2 separate regions of the Homo sapiens genome follow, and region 2 is linked to region 1. Evidence: chromatin contacts called from ENCODE Hi-C or POLR2A ChIA-PET data. All regions are on one chromosome and are shown on one strand. The core of a region is the stretch at or near the end of the contact, and the rest is flanking DNA. Distances in the headings are between cores, read along the strand shown.

Region 1 (4,449 bases), core at 1,670-4,169:
TGTTAGGGAGCCTGAAACGAGCAGTCCTGCGTCCTTTGGCCAGGAATCCTGTCCTCGGGGAGAAGGCCCCGGCAAGATTCTGGGGACTCAGTCACTCCAGGCTGTGGGGTCTGGAGTGGTCGGGCTGTGAGAGCGAAAGAGGCTAGTTCTTCGGGGCTTTGACTCCAGGGGCAGAAGAGCAGGCCCCCTCCACGGTCCCTTCCTAAGGCAAGCGGCGCCCGCCCCCCACCATACAGAAGTAACTCCCCACTTAGTCGTCCACCTTCCCACCCCCACAGAGACAAACACACACTCTCACACTCACACACAGTAAGCTGGGTCCGGGGGGTCAGTTTACCCATAGATCGCGTCCTTGTCCCGCTTCAAGGCGTCGTTGACAGCGGATCCCATACTGGCCGGCATGACATTGGGGTGCGGGGCGTGCGCGCCGTAGTGCTGTGTGGCGTGGAGCGGCGGCCCGTGGTTCAGGTGGTGAACCGGGGGGATCGGCCGCGGCGCGTGAGGGTCTCCGTACATGGAAGCGGGAACCCCTACTCCGTCCATCCCGCCGTAATGGGGCAGCTCATCGTACTGTCAGAACCCGGGAAGGGGGAGGGGGCGCAGGAGGTGAGGGAGAACAGAGGAGGGGGGTGGAAAGGGAAAAAGAGCAGGGAGAAGAGGGCGAACAGAAAAGAGAGGAAGGGATAAAGATGAGAGAGAGGGAGGGAGGTAAGAGAGAAGAGAGGAGGAGGAGGAAAAGGAGGAGAGGGGGAGAGAGAGAGAGAGAGAGAGAGAGAGAGAGAGAGAGAGAGAGAGAAAATAAAAATAAAAACAAAGTCAGAAAGGAGAAAAGTACCGAGCACAAGTTGAGCACACAGAAACCAAACCAGCCAAAACAACGGAGTTAAAAGTTGTGAGGAAAAAATGTTATTAAATTTAAAAATGAAAAAGCATGAACCAAGAGCAACGTTTAGAGAAGGAAGAGGAGGCGGCGAGGCCGGGGATTTGAGGGGGCGCCGGGAGGCCCCGCTCCCGCCGGAGGCAACAGAACCGTAGCGAGCCAACGGAGGGAGAAGTGGAGTTAGTGTGAGGAGGAAGCCCCGGATCCCACCCCTAACCCCCCTTCGCCTCCTCTGAGGATCCAATAAATCAAAAGGCGAAATGAAACAAAATAAAGAGAAGAAAAACGCTAATAATCAGCACGAGAACGCCGAGGACTAGGAAAGACTAGGGCCAGTGCCTCCCCGGGGGCAGGGAGCGGAGGGTGGGGGGGCGAATAACGTGAAAGTTACCAGAAACATTATTTAGCAGCGGATTCCCTGCGTCCTTGTCAATTTCAGAGACAAAACAAGCAGCCCAGGCTAGTAGTCTAGGCGGCGGCGCAGCGGCTGCGGCAGCGCGGCCCCAGCGGCGGCCCCGGCGGCGGCTCCTACGCAGCCCGTGCCCGCCCCGAGCCGCGCGAGCCACGGCGGCAGCGGCGCAGCAGCGGCAGCAGGAGAACCGGGGGAATCGCGCTGCTGGGGTAAAAGCTGGAGCGAGGCGAAAGCGTGTAACGATTGCACACGCACACACACACACCACTCACACGCACTCGCCGCCCGCCCGCTCGCACAGCGCTGGAACACGCGCGCCCAGACACGCACACACGCACGCACACACACTCGCACACACGCAGAGGCACGGGAGGGAAAGAAGCCGATGAATAATTTTGCTATTTTTTAAAATACTGGCCGCCATCATCAAGCAGCGAGCAGCAGCAGAAGCGTTGAAGGGAGAGGAGGCATCGGGACAGGCCCCTCTTAGGAGAGGATTTATATCTAGGTAAGTGTTGGAGATTTAAACCTACCCTTTGCGCCATCAGTCTGCGCTCCAATAAACTCCTGGATGTGTCGTATATTTAATATCCCAGTCCGGATAAGAAAGTGATCTAGGCTGAAGATTCCTTTTTTTTTTTTCCAAACCAAAGAGACTTCTCCCAATTCTCCAATATGCTATTTTTTAGGGGGGAAAAAAAGCCCAGTCTAGACAACGAAGAATTTTTTTTTCTGTGATATTTCTTCTTTTTCTCTTTTTTCCTCTTCTTCCTCCTCCTCCTGATCTTCCTCCTCCTCCTCCACCTCCTCCTCCTCCCCCCTCCCCTCCTCCTCCTCTTCGGTCCTCCTTTCCCCCTCTTTCTCTTCTCTTCCCCTCAGTTGGAAAAAAAAAGAAAGAAAAGAAAAAGAAGAAAAAGAAGAAAAAAATTGTCAAGCCCCCGAACTGAAGGTTACGAGCGGCCCGTCAGCAGCCCACATGTAACCGAACTGTCGTGTTTCATGGCTTTTTGCCACTCCAGCTGTCAATCAAAGCCCGGAATGTCAAGGTAGTGAATGAATGATGGTTGATGATGATGAAGAGGAGGAATCTTTCAGACCCGTTTTTTTCTTCCAGTAAAACTCCGCGAGGGGTTTCTGCTTCTTGAATTTTTTCCTCCCCCCTCCCCCCTTTTTTAGCTTTGCCCCCGCGGTATCTATAATACGATCCTCTCTCTTTAAAGTATTGTTCAAAGAAAGCAGTGAGAAAAATCAAGAAAAAAAAATGAATAGTTTGCAAAAATTGGACTTCCTCCCCCCCTTTCCTGGTAGGTATTTTGTCTCTCCCTCTCTCTCTTTCTCGCTCGCTCGCTCGCTCTCACTCGCGCTCGCTCTCTCGCGCTCGCTCTCTCTCGCTCTCTTTCTCTCTCTGGGAGATGAGTGAGTGTCAGTAGGTGTTGGCAGGTTGGCTGCTGCCTGGCTTATTGAAGAGCCTCAGTTTGGCGGCGCGGGTCGGCGGCGGGAGAACGAAATGACGGAACCCGGAAGTCGTGGTGGCCATAGCCCGTCGTACGGCGGAGACACATCCCGGGAGTGGGGAGCGGGAGCGAGGAGGAGCGCGCCGCGCCGAGCCTCTGATATGCAACGAGTGCGATCGGACAGCCCCGGCTGGGGGGGTGGGGGAGGCGGGGGGGCGGGAGGGGGAGGGGAGGCTCGAGCCGGGCGGACCCGAGCAAATCAGCAAGCCTGCTCCTCCACGGGGATGGGGGACGGCGGGGGGGAGGAAAAGGAGAGTGTGTCTGTGTGTGTGAGTGTGTGTGTATGTGTGTGCGTGCGCGCGTGTGTGTTGCGCGCGCGCGCGCGCGAACAGGGAGAGAGGGAGAGGGGGAGAGAGAAGAGGACAGGGAGAGCGCAGAGAGGAAAACTGCAGAAAACCACAGGGAAAGTACGGTACCGCCTCAGATCTTTTCATTTAAAAAAAAAAAAAAACTTACTTCTAGTTCATTTTCCCATCACTCCCGGCTCCTGCCTAACTGGGTCTTGCCGGGGACGTTTGGCATGGCGCTCTAGCTTTTGTTCCTTTTAATTCCGCGGCCTCCCTCTCCTCTGCCCGCCGATTACAGCACCCCGAAGGCTTCCTGCTAACGTCCAAGGGCAGCAAGCTCTGCAGACGGTACCACTGCCGGGCTAAATTTTTTATTAAGTGGCACTTTCTTTTCTGCGCAGATCCAGCAACCTTGTCAATACTCATTTTTTTCCAGGACCAGAAGAGACCAGCTTAACTCAGAGCACACTCCCTCCAAGCGGTGCGGACAAGGGGCCACCCCGAGAGTCTTTGGGGGCCGCGGCGGAATCGGGAGGGAGGAAGTGAGGAGGCAGTCATCTGGGTCCGATGTAGCCAAAGGCGTGTGTGTGTGTGTGTGTGTGTGTGTGTGTGTGTGTGTGTGCGCGCGCGCGCCCGCGCGCCCGTGCGCGCGCGCGACTAGTGTGCGTCTCCAAAGTGGATCTCACTCAGAGCTGGGAAGCACAGGAGGAAAAGACGGAGAGAGTGGGGGAGAAAGAAGTTGCCGGGCGAGGAGGAGTGGCCGGCGCTCACAGCCCAGCTTTGTTGTGGTCGCCCGAGGCGCAGCGGCGGGCCGCGGTAACGCCTGCTAATGGCTGTGTTAATTACACAGGGGCGATTTCGCGGGGTCAGGGAGATGGGGCCAGCTCCGAAAGAACTTTTCCAAAAAGGAAAAGGAAACGAAGGGAACTACCCCACACCGTTTGGGTGGAAACTAGTTGTGGCCGGTGCCCTGTCCTCCCTGGCCCGAGCTGCACCAGGCTTCACCTCTGCGCGGCTGGTTTCCCGGCGGCCGCGCGTCAATCACTACGAGCCCGGAGTTGGGGGCGGAGCCACGGTCACCCCGCGCAAGCCTTGCCGCCCAGCAGCCCCCATGCCCCTCGGCCCCTTGTGGCGCGGCCGGGCGGACAGGCGCTGGAAGCGCGTCCTCTCCCCAACTTCTCGCTCTCGCCCTCCCAGTCCCTGGCCCAGAGAGTGGAAAGCGGACTGTTGTTCTCCAACAGCCGCATCCCTCCCCAACTTTGAACCCATTCTGAGAAGTGGAGAGTAGTGTCTTCCGCGAGCCGCGTCTAACCGACTTTCCCGCGGAGGGAGGGTGGGATGGGGGAGGTTGATTAG
Region 2 (4,221 bases), core at 1,649-4,148, 500 kb before region 1:
AGTTACTTTTACCTGTTCATTTGGAATGTATACATTTCTTTCTTTTGCTTTCTATTTGAATTAATTGTGAGATCCTTTGGATGGGAGCTGTGTGCTTTGCTGTAATTTGATCTTCCAGCTGTACGCTGTATTGCCTAGCATTGTAGTGTTCTTTTATGCATTCAGTGAATTCTTGCTAACTTTCTGATGTGGGCCTGTGCTTATTTTTATGATCTCTTTTGAGGAGACAGCGACTTTGAAGCATACTTGCTTTTTTTTTTTTTTTGGGAGGGGAGCAGTACTGTTCTAACTAGTACCCTGCAAAGGACTTACTATTCTTTCCTGAAATTGTTACTTAAGCTCCCACTCTCTGGGCCAAGATATTTAAGTCCTATTTAAAAATATTAAAATATTCAGTAGGCAGCTAAGTGCTTAGTCTACTGTTCTACTTAACACTAAATGAAAGTAAAATATAACACAGACATGGAGCCATTTGTTATATTTTAGTATATGAAGCAATGGCTGTGTAAACCTTAACCTTGTAATTTTGTGAGTTCCACTTTATCATGTAGCTGTAAGGGTAATCAAAATAAATCACAGGAGGTGAATAAATATTTTCTAGTGCTTTCTCAGTGCTTTAAGAAGTGATGCTTGATCCATGAAATTTTAGTAAGTGTATTAAATAAAACAATATGATGTGCACTGTGTCAGATCTGATAAATTATTCGGTATAGGACATTTATACAACATATGTTGAGCTGCTACGTGAACAGCTTAATGACTAAATTATGTTAATCTGTCTTGCCATCTTTATATTTTGTTAAAAATTGCACTATTTGTATTATAGATATTTATATATTTGTGGGTTGGGGCAGGGATAAGAAGAAGGCATAAGAAAGGTGCAGGTCAGCTCCACGATGTTCTGACAGTGATCCAGGGCTCCTCAGCTGTGCAGTGTACATAACACAGATGTTGGGGAGTCATCTGTCAGCCATGCCTCTCCTATGGAGTTAAAGTTCTAGAGGGAAAAGAATTTGACACAGTGCTGTCACTGTTACATTTTCACAATAGAAGAGCATGCAAATATTGAACCTCCTGCTTAGCAATAGTGCCCTGTCTAATGTCTGTGCTGGTTAGAATAAAAAATCATGGGTGCATCTTGGGCTCAGAGATCTGACAAAGGTCATGCTATGTTGGGCATTTGAATTGGAAATTGTCTGGACTTAGATTTTATAAAGCTCCCACTGTTGTGTGTGGGGAGAATTTCAGCAGGGTTTTGTCCCTGGAGAGGCCTCTTAGGCCCTTTTCTGTCCTATGAATGAATTTAGATGTGAGGGTTACTCCTGCCTTAAAACTGTTAAGTTCATTTTGCATACATCCCTAGAGAGAAAAACTGGCAGATGCTTTTGTCTTGGAAGTGTTTAAAAGAAAACTGCAGAGCAGGAACAAGGGAGAAAAGGGGCCCTGTGTGGAGTCCCAGAACATTTTGGAAATGGCCAATATGCAGTTTTCATCAGTATGAAGGCGGGGTGCAATATGGTGCCTGTAGTTCACGAGGGAATATGAATGTTGATTAAGCATACTCCCAGGCTTTGAAATTCTGAAAGCAGTGTCAGAATAATGGATGTTGAGCAAATGTCAAGCATTTGTTAATTTCTCTGTTATTTGGAGTTTATCTACCATGATCAATCAAATAAACTAGTGCTTCTCTCTTGTGGCATGTGTCATTGATATGGTGATTAGGTGGCTAGAGAGACCTTCTGCTTTTTTTCCAGGTAACAGATTATAAACGAGTAGACAGAGCTTTTCAGTTAAAGATTTGTTTATGGCTTGGTTTAGTAGAAATTTGTATATTAACTGAATACTTTGGTGGCAGTGTGAAAATCCGTGGCCACATGTCAAAGACATAAATTCTGGGACCATTTATACCAGGAGAACTAGTATTGGAGGCATGTTTTCCATCAAAGTATAGTTTTCAGTAGTTTATGAAACTTTGATGTAAAACTGGACAAAAGAAATGGATCCTAGATGAATGCTAACCTTAACATTTGTAGATAGACTTTTCAATCCATTTTTATGTCATTTTTCCTATTTCAATGGTTAATTCTAAGTTAGTGATTGACTTTTATTCGTGAGTGAGAGTAAATTTGTTTCATGTGATTCAACATAATTTCTATTATTTTTAGGAAGTAATGCTACAGTGTTTTGATGTCCCAAGTAGGGGTATCAAAAAAAAAAAAGTAAAAGGTTCCTTTCAGAGTTTACTTAACTGTGGATTATTGTGCAGTGCTAACATTCTGCAGTGTGAGGAGTTGGTTCCCTTTTAGAATGTGAATGACTTTACCAACTGGGATTTCATTAGGGGTTGAGACTAGGTACGATGTGTAACTGTCCTACCCTTCAGCACGGGGTAACTTGGACTGAAAAGGGACCTTTATGTGAAATTTTAGTGGCTGGAATCAAGGTAGATTTGTGATTGGAGATTTGTCCTTTTTCTATACCCCATTTTCTTTTCGTAGTCTTAGGCTTGTAGCTTACATGATTCAGATGGAGACTAGTGTAATACTTACCACCCTTGACCATGTCCAACAGGTACCTCTGTGGTCTTTGGCATGGATATTTTTGCAAAACGACCTACTGAGGTGATCTGTCACCTATTATTAAACCTCATGAACTTGTTTTTTCAGGGGATTCACAACTGAGCAGCCACAGGGCATTGTAAAACCCCAGTGAACTAACTACTTGTGTGATTTCTGGAGCTCTTTGGTTTTCTCAGTCTGCCATGAGGTCACAAATATGGCAGTTTCCAAAGCAGAACATTTTTAGCTTCCTCTTCAAGCTAAGCTGCTTTATCTTAACTGTCTACATTAGACCTTTGCTTTTGGCCTTCTCTGGGACTGGAATTCCTAACCGTATGAGTAAAATCCTCGTGTCCTGCCTGGCACACAGTGCTAGTGAGCTCTACCATTGTACTGCCTCCAGCATCATAAAAATAGACAGCAGTGCTGATTGACTTTTCTGGGCTGCTCTCTGAAAATTCGTCATGAACCTGACACGATCATAGCATCACTGAATCATTAACTTGCACCATACACCAAAACACTCAGGGTTTTATCGATAGCAGCTCTCAATTTTTTTTTGTATTCATAGTGATAAAGCTACTATTATTCCTAATTGGGATTAGGAAGACATGAAAAATCTTGTTAGGGTGTTGAAAAATTATTATGTAACAGTAAGAGGGAAAGAGTTTGAATTTCACTTACTGTGAATTCTTAAGCGTATGTGCTCAGCGTGAACGCTTCCAGCCACTCCAGTGGAAGGGGCTGATGGTTTTGGTTGGTGGTGTGCCCTGTGCCTGCCAGGCTATCAGCGCCTGCATCTTGTCTTCTACTTAACTCTTCTAATGTCCTCCAATAACCAAACTTTTATTTTCCCTCACATGTATTGCAACTATAAATTAATGGCTCACAGTTTTAAAAGTGCTATAATGAATACTATTTCCTACTGCGGACACATTGTAATGATAGCAAAAACACTTTTGGGACTTCTCTTTTGGCAAGTATTTTTGGAGTGTGTGACACAGTGTCTTTGGTACTTTTGAGAATGGAGACAAAAGGCATTATTAAGTTTGAAAAATAAGGGGGCTGATGTTACTAGGTGACCATAAATTCTAGAGACATAATTATTTTGCCATGTGTTATAATTCAATAACAATAAATCCTTTATTGTATTTATCTGTGTTTCTAGACGTGGTGGCCACCCTGTATTTTGGTGAGATGTGAGATGTGACTGTGAAGTTGGTTTTCTTGTGTAACTGGTAAAGTGGTTCTAAAGTGATTCTTAAAGATAAGTTGGGCTGGGCGCAGTGGCTCACGCCTGTAATCCCAGCACTTTGGGAGGCCGAGGCGGGCAGATCACGAGGTCAGGAGATCGAGGCTCGAGCCATCCTAGCTAACACGGTGAAACCCCGTCTCTACTAAAAAAAAATATATATACAAAAAATGAGCCAGGCGTGGTGGCAGGCACCTGTAGTCCCAGCTACTTGGGAGGCTTAGGCAGGAGAACGGCGTGAATGCGGGAGGCAGAGCTTGCAGTGAGCCGAGATCATGCCTCTGCACTCCAGCCTGGGTGACAGAGACTCCGTCTCAAAAAAAAAAAAAGGTAAGTTGTGTTTTTGAGCCATGGCAGCATCATTGGTGCTAAATATACAAATCACACTCCTCTGGGATTATTACTTTGGCC

Evidence for each region. Hi-C counts contacts between places; a loop is a spot of excess contacts on that map. ChIA-PET counts read pairs that join two places held with the same protein, here RNA polymerase II (POLR2A). Pooled maps may share reads with other maps.
Region 2: a map of transverse colon shows a loop between it and region 1 (4-fold over the local background). The contact joins the enhancer-like site here to the promoter of MEIS2 in region 1. A Hi-C loop is called at or near these places in 12 of 168 maps with a recorded cell type or tissue (PC-3, Right ventricle myocardium inferior, ascending aorta and 6 more), 1 of 37 single-sample maps with no recorded cell type and 18 of 50 pooled maps. POLR2A ChIA-PET finds 5 or more read pairs at or near these places in 3 of 52 experiments (AG04449, AG04450 and K562).

What each region holds. Positions count from the first base shown.
Region 1 is chr15:37,097,630-37,102,078 of GRCh38, forward strand. It overlaps MEIS2 (Meis homeobox 2), which reads right to left and starts at 2,920. Exons shown (of 12, transcript NM_170675.5): 1 at 1,826-2,920; 2 at 338-570. The coding sequence starts at 1,837. It overlaps LOC124903465 (a long non-coding RNA gene), which reads left to right and starts at 1,619. Exons shown (of 2, transcript XR_007064581.1): 1 at 1,619-1,800; 2 at 2,172-4,449. RefSeq lists silencers at 1,292-1,491, 1,642-1,701, 4,151-4,290 and enhancers at 2,761-2,920, 3,171-3,450.
Region 2 is chr15:36,598,858-36,603,078 of GRCh38, forward strand. All of the region lies in intron 1 of CDIN1 (CDAN1 interacting nuclease 1), which reads left to right. Among named protein-coding and RNA genes, the nearest start is that of CDIN1, 21 kb to the left of the region's middle. Within about 2 kb of position 2,899, at least 8 of the 41 ENCODE cell types and tissues checked have a DNase peak (open chromatin) inside an H3K27ac peak, as active enhancers do; they include ascending aorta, heart right ventricle and transverse colon, where a contact is called at or near this core.